Regions from separate parts of the Homo sapiens genome. Here region 1 is linked to region 2. Evidence: chromatin contacts called from ENCODE Hi-C data. All regions are on one chromosome and are shown on one strand. Each heading gives the region's core, a stretch centred on a gene start or an enhancer-like site at or near the end of the contact. The rest is flanking DNA. Distances are from core to core; before and after follow the strand shown.

Evidence for each region. A loop is a pair of places that touch in the nucleus more often than their neighbours do. Pooled maps may share reads with other maps.
Region 1: a loop to region 2 is called in a map of CD8-positive, alpha-beta T cell, with 3 times the contacts of the local background. The contact joins the promoter of GUSB here to the promoter of ZNF92 in region 2. A Hi-C loop is called at or near these places in 3 of 168 maps with a recorded cell type or tissue (CD8-positive, alpha-beta T cell and naive thymus-derived CD4-positive, alpha-beta T cell) and 17 of 50 pooled maps.

What each region holds. Positions count from the first base shown.
Region 1 is chr7:65,980,546-65,987,690 of GRCh38, forward strand. GUSB (glucuronidase beta) reads right to left here and starts at 1,668. Exons shown (of 12, transcript NM_000181.4): 1 at 1,429-1,668. The coding sequence starts at 1,638. RefSeq lists enhancers at 1-257, 1,714-1,843.
Region 2 is chr7:65,369,463-65,376,288 of GRCh38, forward strand. ZNF92 (zinc finger protein 92) reads left to right here and starts at 4,393. Exons shown (of 4, transcript NM_152626.4): 1 at 4,393-4,538. The coding sequence starts at 4,536. RefSeq lists a silencer at 4,258-4,528 and an enhancer at 4,424-4,823.

The sequences.
Region 1 (7,145 bases), core at 418-2,917, 610 kb after region 2:
TGCTGATGACAGGTCAACTGCCAGGGCGATCTGTGCACCTGGGCCAGTGGGGCCAGGAGTTCCTCCTCAGAGTGGATGGGGCACAATATCTCCTGAGACAGGAGCAAGCCCAGGGCCACATCCCAGCCAGAGGCAAGAAGGTTCAGACCTGTGACTAAGAGGCAGATGGCCACTGCCTGTCACAGGGAGGAAGGCTGGTTGGAGGAATGGGGGGAGCTTTGCTTAGGACACTGTGAGTGGGGTGCACACTGGCACCCAGCCCCCTCCTCTTTCCCTCCTGTACTGAATGCTGCAAAGTCAGAATAAGAGGATGTAGACCAGGCAAAAGCCGCCCAGACCTCACCCAGTTCCACTTCTCTGCAGATCACATCCAAGTCAGGAGGGGAACAGGGGTGGCGTCCTGGGCCTGATGTCATGTCCTGTCCTCTATGTGAACCTTGAAAACCAAGGGACTTCCTGCCTCGGCAGAGCTGACCTCAGGACATCTAAACTGTCACCTTCTCCCGATCCCCGGGCCCAGCTCTGTGCAGTGCATGCCGCTGTGGCCAGAGTGTGTGGGTGGCTCATGCCAGTAATCAGCGCTTTGGGAGGTCAACGTGGGAGGATGGCTTGAGGCCAGGAGTTCGAGACCACCCTGGGTAAATAGTGACACCCTGTATCTTTTTTTTTTTTTTAAGTTTTTTTGCCTTTTTTTTTTTTTTGGAGACGTAGTCTCACTATGTCGCCCAAGTTGGAGTGCAGTGGCATCCTGATCTCAGCTCACTGCAACCTCTACTCCCGGGTTCAAGCAATTCTCCTGACTCAGCCTCCCAAGTAGCTGGGATTACAGGCATGAACCACCACACTTGGCTAATTTTTATATTTTTAGTAGAGATGAGGTTTCACCCTGTTATGTTGGCCAGCCTGGTCTCAAACTCCTGGCCTCAGGCGATTCGCCCGCCTCCACCTCCCAAAGTGCTGGGATTACAGGTGTGAGCCACCGAGCCCAGATAATTTTTTTTTTTTCAATTAGCCAGGCGTGTTGGCACCCCCTAAATTGCAAGGCTGGGGCGGGAGAATCGCTTGAGCTCAGAAGTTAGGCTGGCGCCACTCCGCCCCAGCCTGGGAAACAGGTGCAAACCCAGTCTCAAAAAAATTTTTAAAAATTAAAAATAAATATTGAAAGGAAGGATACTGCACAGACTCAGCCTTTACCTCGGGAAAGGGCTCGGCAAGAGCCTTTTCTCCTCCTGCCTAATCCGCCCCGGCCCTCCAGGGTGCTCCTGTTCCCCCGTCCCCCAAGCCGGCGCCCCCAAGCCCGTTGACCTTTAACCTCCTGCGGGCCCCAGCTCGGAGACGCCCAGGGGAAGAAGTCTGCGGGGGGCCCGGGCTCCCCTACTCCCACCGCCGGGCTTTCGGGCGCCTCCCGGCCCTGCCCCGAGATCGCACCTCCCACAGCGGCCGCCGGTACCACTGCTCCTCGAAGCCCCGGCGTCGGTTGTCAGAGAAGTCGGCGCGGAAGCTCCAGAGGCCGTCCAGCTCCTTGCACTCCCGCGACGGGCTCTCCTGGGGGTACAGCATCCCGCCCTGCAGCCCCAGCGCGCAGCCCCACAACAACGGCCCGAGCGCCGCCCAGGCAACCGCCGACCCCCGGGCCATGCTTCCCGGTCCCCCGCTCGGCCACCGTCTGCGGCGCTAAGAAAAGCGCGGGAGGTGCCCGTAGGGCGGGTCGCGTGACGCGCCGGTGTCGTGATGCGCCTGAAGCCATCCGCGCCATCTTGGTTGAGGACGAGTGCCAGGCCTGGAGGGGCGGGGCCGGGCGCTGCCCGGTAGGGCTTGTGGCTGGAACCCCAGGCTAGGCCTTTGGGGAAACGGGACCCTCACCCTCAGCCCCAGCCGATAAGGGCGAGGTCTGCTCCCCACCCCGACCCAGGCTGGACGATCCAGGGCCGCAGGCCAGAACAGAACCCCTGAGATCGGTGGGATCCCCCTGTTTCTTCAAGGAGCACCTCCACTTGCTTTTCCCAGCAGGAATTCAAGGAGGCCCCAGCGGCGCCTCTTCCATGCCTGTCTGATGCAGCCTCTTGCAGGGATGCACGTCCTTGGGATGCGGCCATAGCCTTGACCCTGGGCTTCTGGAGCCCTGACCTTAACCCAGGGGCCAAGAGCTCCCTCTTGGTGTTGCAGGCACATAAAGATGCAGGGAGAGAGGCCAGGTGCACTTTGGGAACCCGAGGGGGGCAGATCACTTGAGGCCAGGAGTTCGAGACCAGCCTGGCCAACGATAGTGAAACCCCGTCCCTATTTTGTAAACATACAAAAAAAAAAAAAAGAATTAGCGGGGCGTGATGGTGCGTGCCTGTAATCCCAGCTACTCAGGAAGCTGAGGTAGGAGAATCGCTTGAACCCGGGAGGCAAAGGCTGCAGTAAGCCGAGATCGCACCACTGCACTCCAGCCTGGGCAACAGAGCGAGACTCTGTCTCAAAAAAAAAAAAAAAATTGCAGGGAAAGGGTGCCCTGCGGGACCCCAGTTTACTCCAGTAGGGAAGGCACCGTGTGGGAGAGGTAGAGGAGGAGATCTGGAGACAGCAAAGGAGACATAGATTTATGGAGGGGACTTTCATACAGGGACGGTGCAGTGGCCATTGCTGGACATGAGAACCACTACCATTTGTAAAAAGCATGCAGCTTACATAACATTTTCAACTAGCATCCTCGACCTGTTACTGGTGGAGTTCCGGGTGGTGAATCCCTACACATCAGCAACAACCTCAATTCTTGCCTCCTCAGAAGAAAGAATTGCACTGAGGGGCATAAGGCAGAAAGCCAGAGGGAGGTAAGCTGCAGAGCAGTAGTAAAAGCTTGTTAAAAAGCAGGCCAGTGCTGAGCGTAGTGGCTCACACCTGTAATCCCAGCACTTTGGGAGGCGGAGGTGGGGGGATCACGAGGTCAGGGGTTTGAGACCAGCCTGGCCAATATGATGAAACCCCATCTCTACTAAAAAATTAGCTGGGCATGGTGGCATGCGCCCGTAGTCCCAGCTACTCGGGAGGCTGAGGCAGGAGAATCGATTGAACGCGGGAGGCAGAGGTTGCAGTCAGCCGAGATCGCACCACAGCACTACAGCCTGGCGAGAGAGCAAGACTCAGTCTAAAAAAAAAAGCAGGCCAGGCACAGAGGTTCAGGCCTGTAACTCCAAACTCCAGCACTTTGGGAGGCCAAGGCGGGAGGATCACTTGATATCAGGAGTTTGAGACCAACCTGGCCAACGTGGAGAAACCCCATCTCTACTAAAAATACAAAAATTAGCCAGGCGTGGTGGCAGGCACCTGTAATCCCTACTATTTGGGAGGCTGAGGCAGGAGAAATGCTTTAACCCAGGAGGCAGAGGTTGCAGTGAGCTGAGATCACGCCACCGCACTCCAGCCTGGGCTACAGAGTGAGATGCCATTTCAGGAAAAAAAAAAATATTAAAAAACTTTAGAACAGGAAGGAAAGAAGGAAAGTACAACTTGGAAGAGGGCCAAGTGGGTGATCTAAGAAACCAAGTGCCTTGGCCAGGTGCGGTGGCTCACGCCTGTCATCCCAGCACTTTGGGAGGCTGAAGCAGGCAGATCACCTGAGGTTGGGAGTTCGAGACCAGCCTGACCAATATGGAGAAACCGCATCTCCATATTTAGCTGGGCATGGTGGCACATGTCTGTAATCCCAGCTACTCGGGAAGGCTGAGGTGAGAGAATCGCCTGAACCAGAGATTGCAGTGAGCCGAGATCACGCCATTGTACTCCAGCCTGGGCAACAAGAGTGAAACTCCTACAAAAAAAAAGAAAAAGGAAAACAAGTGCCCAGCTTGACCTCTTGACTCAGGGTTTCATAGATTGGCATCCTTCCAGGATCTTGCCACTCCTGATTCCTTAGCTGGGGCTCTGAACATACATTCTTAGACCATAAAGTCATTCGCAGGGTGCACAACAGTTACGGATGTCAGGTGCCTCTGCCATACAGAGGGAGCCCTCATGTCCTAGGAAGCTGGCCTGGACACAATTGTTTGTATGATTACTCCCCCACCCCCTTTTTTCATGCTCACCAAATCCACCTTCTGAAAATGGACCTCAATACTGGAAATGGAGTCCCCAGCATAGTGAAAATAAGTACATTCTGGGAACTGACAAGGCCTAAAGGCTCTCTCCCAAATGTTTACATTGTTTTTTTATTTTCATATTTTCTTTTTTTAAATTTTACTTTTATATTTCATTAGTGAAATCTTGACATGCTTAAATTAGAATACAGTTCACTGTTTATGAGGCAGCTTTAGGCCAAATTTAACAAAAGTAAGAAAAAGTAGGATGCAGACGTTTATACAGTATGTAAAAATCAGTAATTCAGGCCAGGGGCAGTGGCTCACGCCTATAATCCCAGCACTTTGGGAGGCTGAGGCGGGCAGATCACCTGAGGTCAGGAGTTCAAGACCAGTCTGGCCAACAAGGTAAAACACCATCTCTACTAAAAATACAAAATTTAGCCAGGCATGGTGGCAGGTGCCTGTAATCCCAGCTACTAGAGAAGTTGAAGCAGGAGAATCACTTGAACCCGGGAGGTGGAGGTCACAGTGAGCCAAGATCACACCACTGCACTCCAGCCTGGGGGAACAGAGCAAGACTCTGTCTCAAAAAATTAAAAAAAGAAAAGAAAAGAAAAAAGAGTGAGAATCACTAATTGCCACGAGAATGGCACCATGCCATTCATGAGGGACCTGCCCCTATGACCTAAACACCTCCCACAAGGCCCCACTTCCAACATTGAGAATCAAATTTCTTTTTCTTTTTCTTTTTCTTTTTTTTTTTTTGAGACAGAGTTTCGCTCTTGTTGCCCCAACTGGAGTGCAATGGTGCCATCTTGGCTCATCACAACCTTCGCGTCCCAGTTTCAAGCAATTCTCCTGCCTCAGCCTCCCGAGTAGCTGGGATTACAGGCATGCATGCCCGGCTAATTTTGTATTTTTAGTAGAAATGGGGTTTGTTCATGTTGAGGCTGGTCTCAAACTCCTGACCTCAGGTGATTCGCCTGCCTTGGCCTCCCAAAGTGCTGGGATTACAGGCGTGAGCCACTGGGCCCAGTGGGGAATCAAATTTCAACACAACACTTGGTGGGGCCAAACAAACCATAACCAAACCACAGGATAGGTACTATTATTACTACCATTTCTCAAATGTGGAAACTGAGACACATGAAGGTTCAGTAACTTTTCTAACACCACAGAGCTAGTAAGATGCAGAACTGGGAATCTGACCTAATCAATCTGTTTCCAAGTGTTTATGCTGTCACTCTGAATCACTCTGCCATACCACCTGGCAAAGGCTTTTTTTTCTTGAGAAAGTGTCTTGCACCCAGGCTGCATCACAGTTTACTGTAGCCTCGACCACCTGGGCTCAGGTGATCCTCCTGCCTTAGCCTCCCAAGTAGCTGGGACTACAGACACATGCCATCACACCCAGCTAATTTTTAAAAAAATTTTTATTTATGTATTTTTTTTTTGAGACGGAGTCTCACTCTGTCGCCCAGGCTGGAGTACATTGGAACAATCTCAGCTCACTGCAACCTCCGCCTCCCAGGTTCAAGCGATTCTCCTTCCTCAGCTTCCTGAATAGCTGGAATTACAGGTGCATCACCATGCCTGGCTAATTTTTGTATTTTTAGTAGAGACGGGGTTTCACTATGTTGGCCAGGCTGGTCTTGAACTCCTGACCTCAGGTGATCTGCCTGCCTCGGCCTCCCAAAGTGCTGGGATTACAGGTGTAAGCCTTCATGCCTGACCCTATGTCCAGCTAATTTTTACAACATTTTGTTGGCCAGGTGTGGTGGCTCACACCTGTAATCCTACCACTTTGGGAGGCCAAGGCAGGTGGATCACCTAAGGTCAGGAGTTCAAGACCAGCCTGGCCAACATGGCAAAAGCCCATCTCCACTAAAAATACAAAAATTAGCCGAGTGTGGTGGTGCACACCTGTAATCCCAGCTAATGGGGAGGCTGAGGAAGGAGAATTGCTTGAACCTGGGAGCTGGAGGTTGCAGTGAGCTGAGATCACAGCACTGCACTCCGGCCTGCGAGAAGGGAGCAAGACTCCATCTCAAAAAAAAAACAAAACATTTTTTAGTCTGGGCATGGTGGCTCATGCCTGTAATCCCAGCATTTTGGGAGGCTGAGGCAGGTGGATCACCTGAGGTTGGGAGTTTGAGACCAGCCTGACCAACATGGAGAAACCCTCATTTCTACTGAAAATGCAAAATTAGCCAGACATGGTGGTGCATGCCTGTAAACCCAGCTACTCGGGAGGCTGAGGCCGGAGAACCACTTGAACCAAGGAGGCGGAAGTTGGAGTGAGCCAAGATCTCACCATTGCACTCCAGCCTGGGCAACAAGAATGAAAGTCTGTCTCAAAAAAAAAAAAAGTTTGTATTCAGGGTTTCACTATGTTGCCTAGGCTGGCCTTGAACTGCTGGCCTCAAGCAATCCTCCCAGCTCAGGCTCCCAAAGTGTTGAGATTACAGGCATGTTACCCAGGATAATCTCGATCTCCTGACCTCATGATCCGCCTGCCTTGGCCTCCCAAAGTGCTGAGATTACAGGAGTGAGCCACCATGCCTGGCCTGATCTGTTTCTTTTTCAGAGACACAGATACTATCCAACATTTTTCTTTTTTCTTTCTTTCTTTCTTTCTTTCTTTCTTTTTTTTTTTTTTTTTTTTTTTTTTTTTGAGACAGAGTCTCACGCTGTTGCCCAGGCTGGAGTGCAGTGGTACAATCTCAGCTCACTGCAACCTCCACCTCCCAGGTTCAAGCAATTCTCCTGCCGCAGCCTAATAAGAAGCTGGGATTACAGGTGCTCACCACCACAACTGGATAATTTTTGTATTTTCAGTAGAGACGGGGTTTCACCATGTTGGCCAGGCTGGTCTCAAACTCCTGACCTCAGGTGATCCTCCAGCCTTGGCCTCCCAAAGTGCTGAGGTTACAGGCATGAGCTGCCATACCTGGCCAGCCATTCAACATTTTTCTGATATCTTTGTTTTAGCTGTTGTGTTTTGCTGAATTAAAGCATCTGAATTTGGTAAGCATTTGTAAATCAAAGAAAATTACTGAAGCGTGTCTCAGTCATTTTTAGAGG
Region 2 (6,826 bases), core at 3,143-5,642:
TACTGGATAAACAGAGAAGTATCTGTGCAGTTGCTAATACTTGTATTTGCACTAGAGAAATACATTGGATATTACAGAGATTCAGTTACAGGAGATTAATGAACAGGATGCTTGGTTGAAATGAATAGATCATTTATCTAGCTAATTATTTGATTTATTTAATTGTAGTTGGTTTGTTCATGGGGACCCTGGCTAAAAAGCGTACTTCAATCTCTTGGTATTACCCTCCTGATGTCAAAATAGTAGTCTCCCTACTGCACTGTATTCTCTCAAAAGTTATAAATGTTTGCATGCAGTCATCTCCAGAATGTCAAATGGTTTCTCATTAACTGGAATGACAAAAACTTAAAGACATATGTGACCATGAGGACACCATGACCTATGAATAACATAATAGATAAGGACAAAAACCCAAAACAATGGAAACTAAGTGGCACGAAGGCCCTGAGTTTTGGTCAAAATCTGACCCACATGAGAACTTAACCAAATGGAGGGAATTTTTAAAACAAAATTATCGGAGGCCACTATTCCTGACTGAGCTTGTGCACTAGGCCCAAACAGACCAAACCAAACCAAAATGGAGTCACTCATGCTAAATGTCACATAAACTGAAAATTTAAGGAAAGAGGTAGATCCTTAAGATCTATAGGCCAGGTTTTGTTTTTCATGTGTAAACAGTAGATTTCAACACAAGGAGGTCCTCTTACTGTAAGCCTTTAAAAAAATAACCTGAAGGCTTTATTTCCACTTTACGAAACCCACAGTTCTGTTACTTCACAGTGGGATTTGAAACTAAATAAGTACATTTTTAATGGTGACAGACTGATATCAGTGTCTAAAGTTTTGGTCTACATCTGAAAATTGAGAAGGTAACCAAAAGGGAAAAATTGTTAAATTAATTATAGCCTAAACCTGCCCCCTTTCCTGTATAAGTTTGGTCAATAGGTATTTTTCAAGATAGTAAACTGAAACCTAACTAGATATGTAAGTAGACTGTAACACATTCTTGTACCAACCACTGTGTTTTTGCCAATAAAAAAGTTAACTGTTCAAACAATGTTCAAATAAGGCAAATCCCAAGCTGTAATCAATCCGGCTGTTTCAGTACCTCACTTTCATTTTCTGTGTGTCACTTTGCTTTTTTTGTCCATAAATCTTTTTCTACCAGGTGGCTGTGCTGAAGTCTCTCTGAGCCTACTCTGGATCCACAGGCTACCTGATTTGCAAATTATTTTTTGCTCAATTAAACTCTGATAAATTTAATATCTCTAAAGTTGGTTGTTTTTAAGTTTTCAAATTTTTTACAATAAAAAATAATGTGTTGGGCTTTGATTTTCTAAACTCATCCCTCAGCGATTTTCCCAGATTATTCTACGTTCTTTCAAAATGCTTCTGCAATTTCTTTTTTTAAAAAAATTTTCGAGATAGGGTCTCACTGTATCACCCAGACTAGAGTGCAGTGGTGTAACCACTTATGGCTGACTGCAGCCTTGACCTTCCGTGCTCAAGCAATCCTCCTGCTCCAGCTCCCCGAGTAGCTGGGACTACAGGCATGCACCATTATGCCATTATGCCTGGCTAATTTTTTTAACTTTTTTCATGAAGACAGGATCTTACTATGTTGCCCAGGCTGCACTTGAACTCCTGAGCTCAAGTGATTCTCCCATCTCAGCCTCCCAAACTGCCAAAATTACAGACGTGAGCCACCGTGTGCATCTGCAGTTCTTGAGAGTATTAGCAATAATTAAACAGTACTATATGGGCATAAATTTGAAAGAATCTGGCATCTATTCTAGAAGGGTCACTCGCCAGGATTTCAAGGGTCTAAGGCAGTTACTTTGGTAGTGTTATTTATGGAGGTGCATTGGCTTTGGGGTCAGACAGAGTTGATCCTGAATCTCAGCCCAGCCACTTAGTAGATGTGGGTCTTTGGACAAGTTTCCTGATGTACAAGAGTTCTATAAACCACATATGCAAAAAAAGGTAGAATGATACTGATTGCAAAAATGGTAGCAATTTTTTATCCCTTCTATGTCCACGCCCGTTGCCAGGGATTTTTACAGCTGTTCCCATTGAGATCCAGAATCTGTTTTCCGAAACCTAGATCTGGCTGGCCTTGTTTGCTCAAGGCAGTAAAAACATGTGACCATGATAGCGTGCCAGTTTGGGGCTTAGCAGTCTTGAATGCTTCTGTTTTTCTTTCACAATGCTGCCATCTCTGTGAAAAAAAGCCCATGCTAGGCAGCTGGAGGATGACATACCATGGGGAGGAGAAGCAAGGTGTCCCTGTTGACAGCTCCAGAAGCGCACATCCAGAAGCACAGCTGCCTAGTTAACAAGCAGCTGATAACACATGTCTGAAGGAGCTCAGCTGAGATCAGAAGAATTGCTCCACTGAGCCCAGCTTAAATGACTGACCATCTCAATTGTGAGCTAAGAAGCCTTAGCTGGGTTGGGCGCAGTGGCTCACGCCTGTAATCCCAGCACTTTGGGAGGCCGGGGTGGGCGGATTACCTGAGGTCAGCAGTTTGAGACCAGCCTGACCAACAAGGAGAAACCCCATCTCTACTAAAAATACAAAATTAGCCAGGCGTGGTGGCGCATACCTGTAATCTCAGCTACTCAGGAGGCTGAGGCAGGAGAATCACTTGAACCCAGGAGGCGGAGGTTGCGGTGAGCTGAGATCGTGCCATTGCACTCTAGTTTGGGCAACAAGAGCGAAACTCTGTATTTAAAAAAAAAAAAAAGCCTTGGTTGGTTTGTTATGCTGCAATACCTAACTAATACGTGCACACAGTGCAGATAGGATGCCAGGATTTAATGACAGGTTGATTACTGGTTGTTATAGTTACCTTCCAACAGTTGGCACCCTAAAAGTGCTGATTTTTTTTTCTGCTCTAAAGTTGGATGTTTTGTAAGATAATATTGAGTAATGCAGAAAAATATGTAGGCATGTTTGCATGGGATTGGTACTTGTACTCACACAATCCCCACGCCACAGGAGAAAACAGATAAACACACTCTGGCCACTAGGGCCAGGCCAAATAGCAAAATAAGTTTACCTTTAATCTGTTTTCTCTATACTTAAACACTGGAAGTGATGACTGTGGAGAGATCTGAAGACATAGCGTTTAATCTCCTGTGGCCCCATCATCTTTTGGTTACTGTCTGATCTCTGGAAGAAAGGTGGGCAACAGGTGGCCAGCAGTGGTGTACCTGTGGTTATTTTATTCTTGCTGCCCTCTGCTCTTTCTATGGTGACTATCTTGTTCCACCCTCAAAACTGTAGAAAGATGTTGGTAAAGAGAGGCTGTCCCCTCACTTCTGGCAGAAAAGGGGTGTTCAGACCCTTCACCCTCCTGATGTCAGGGCTGCATTTCAATGTGGCAGCTATTGGCCATGTGTAGCTACTGGCTGCCTGGAATGTGGCTGGTCTGAATTGCAATGTGCTAGAAAGGTAAAATAGAGTTAATTTCAAAGATTCAGTTCCAAATAAATATATATACTTTATTAATAATTACATATCACTCACATATTAGAATAAGGTTTTAGATATATTGGGTTAAATTGTTACAATCAATTTCACCTGTTTCTTGTTTCTTTTTAAAGTTTGGCTGCTAAAAAATGTACAATTCACGTGTCGCCCACATTTTATTTTAGAGGATTGCCTTCTTTTTAAAATTTCAGGCTGCCTGCTTAAAAAAACAGAAGTTGGCCGGGCTCTGTGGCTCACACCTGTAATCCCAGCACTTTGGGAGACCGAGGCGGGCGGATCACAAGATCAAGAGATCAAGACCATCCTGGCCAACATGGTGAAACCCCGTCTCTACTAAAAATACAAAAATTAGCTGGGTGTGGTGGCGTGCGCCTGTAGTCCCAGTTCCTCGGGAGGCTGAGACAGGAGAATCGCTTGAACCTGGGAGGCGGAGGTTGCAGCGAGTTGAGCTCGTGCCACTGCACTCCAGCCTGGCGACAGAGCTAGACTCTGTCTCAAAAAACAAAAACCAAAAACAAAACAAAACAACAAAACCAGAAGCCAGGAAGGTCATAAAATCTGAAAATTTTGAATAATTGGTATTATATTCTTTGCATTTGTGAATAGACATATAATATACTATTTATAAATGCATATGGCCTTATTCACAAGGTTAAATGCAAATACTGTCTGGGGTGGGCCTGACTCAGCTCAGGGAGGAAGCCCCGTCTGAAAAGGCTGCAGCTTAGGCTGTCACTCTTCCTTCAGTCCAGCATCTGATCACATCTCCCGTCACTCAGGGCCCGAAGGGGCGGGGCCTTAAACGTTATCCAATCAGGAACGCTGGGCTGGGAACCATCCAATCAGGCACGCAACTGGAGCGGACAGCACAGCTTCCGGGATTTGGCGGGGCCTTTGTCTCTCGCTGCAGCCGGCGCTCCACGTCTAGTCTTCACTGCTCTGCGTCCTGTGCTGATAAAGGCTCGCCGCTGTGACCCTGTTACCTGCAAGAACTTGGAGGTTCACAGCTAAGACGCCAGGACCCCCTGGAAGCCTAGAAATGGTGAGCCTGCTGGGTCCCACATCCCGAGAGAGGGGGAGGGTCTGGCTGGAACCGATTGGAAGTGGCTGTGGCGGGCCTCGGGCCTTCCCGCAGTCGGCTCCGAGATCCGCGGCCCGAGTTCTCCTTGGCGCAGCTCGGCCCTCAGTCTCCTTCAGCCATAAGATGGCGGCTGGGCTGACAGCCGGGACCCCGGGCGTCCTGTCTCCTCCCTGCGCAGTGACTGTGCTTTGGCCTGGAGCCCTCCCTGGGCAGCTCTGCACCCGCAGCGTCGCATCTCTCGCCGAGTGTGCAGGGACGACGGGAGAATAGTAAAGAGAAGAATCCTGACTCGGGGTGCGGGGTTTATGAATGGGAAGAGCTTTGGTCCGTGTGGTTCTCAGGTCCTCTTTTTTCCTATTAAAAATTTATGGGAGTCAAGGTAAAAATATTGAAGAATTTAATCAAAGAGCGATTCAGGAATTTTAGAGCACCCAGCTATGATTTGTAGTTTGTGGTCCGTGGGAGGGGCTTGAAGGAAACACTTTTATAAGATGCATAATGAAAAAAAACAAGTTTAATAATTGGTTAGGTACAGTTACGTCGTTTTTTAATTTGTATGATTAAGGTAGAAATTTCCTGGTCATGTAATCAGAGATTGTCAGTTTATAGTTGGTTAAGCCTGAATTTTGTTCCCTCGGTGTTATTTACCCTCCCCTCCCCCCGCCAAAAATGCATTTGAATTATATTTTTTTTAAAGTAGGAACCCAGGGACTAGAGCCACCTCAATCTAATTGCCTGCCACTTAATTATTTTCACATCCACAGGGGACTGATTTTCCCCTGCAGTTTTCACATGTGTCCCAAGCAGGGTCTCAAGTCTACCCCCCATCCCTCATTCCTCCAGCTTAATTCTGGCTTGCAGTAAAATACTAAATTTCCAGTTCCTTCTGACATTCCCAAATGCCAACTTACCCTCCCTAATTCGCATTAGCAAGTGTGTTTCCTTTAGTGTACATTTTCGATGGCATATTTTAATTAATCATTTTTGGCAAAGCATTGGATGGCACGTTTTAAAAGATTTGTTTCCTGTTTGTAAATATTTCCTATGAGAAGAAAGCAAAGAATAATCCCCTAACATTGTATTGTAAATCTCTGTGCCTCTTTTCTTTTTATCTTCCTTAGGCACAGAGATCTTATCAGAATGTTTTTGGGTCATGGTTGCTTTCCCTTTGGAAACTTTATGGGGTGATGTGTTCTCAGCCACCCTTCAGTTCTTTTTCTGGTCCTGGGTTTTAGTACTGTCTGGGGCAAGATACCTACCATGGCAATGTCGCTAGAGTGTCTAGTAAATATCAGCTCCTGGGTCATTTTCTCTCGTAGAATAACCTGAAGTATGGAATGTAGCTTCTCAAGGGAGCAGGTGGATGCCCTGGGGCTGAGAAGCATCTCCTGGGCTACTCTTCCTTTGAAAAGCTTACCCCTTGAGATATTAAGATTGTCTTCACTCAACCCAGCTTTCATTTCTTGGAGAAACATTGCTGGTCAGCCAATCAGATGCTGGTACTGGGAGGAAAACACCAAAATTATTTCTGTCCCCAGGATTCTCTAAGATTTGTGGAAAAAAAAAAAGTATTCCAAAAGATACAACAAAACCTGACCTGGAGATCGAGACCATCCTGGCCAATATGGTGAAAGCCGGTTTCTACTAAAATACAAAAAATTAGCCAGGCATGGTGGTGCATGCCTGTAATCCCAGCTACTCGGGAGGCTGAGGCAGGGGAATCGCTTGAACCCGGGAGAGGGAGATTGCAGTGAGCCAAGATCATGCCACTGCACTCCAGCCTCGAGACTCCGTCTCAAACAAACAAACAAAAACAACCTGATCCCAGTGAGATGGTACAAGAACTTGCAAAGTAAAATACACCTGGGGTATAGTGTCTTCTGAGAGGGTGGTTATTGAGTCTCCCTCTATTGCCCAGGCTGGAGTGCAGTGGCGTGGTCTCGGCTCACTGCAACCTCTGCCTTCTGGGTTCAAGAGATTCTGCTGCCTCAGCCTCCCGAGTAGCTGGAATTACAGGCACGCACAACCACACCCGACTAGTGTTTTGTATTTTAGTAGAGACTGGGTTTCACTCTGTTGCCCAGGCTGGTCTCAAACTCCTGAGCTCAGGCAGTCCACCTGCCTTGGCCTCCCAAAGTGCTAGGATTACAGGCGTGAGGCACCACGCCTGCTGACAAATCTGTTTTCTGATCAGCACTGCTACTTCCTGGGTTTGTCACCTTGAAAATATTTTTTTTTACTTATTTTGA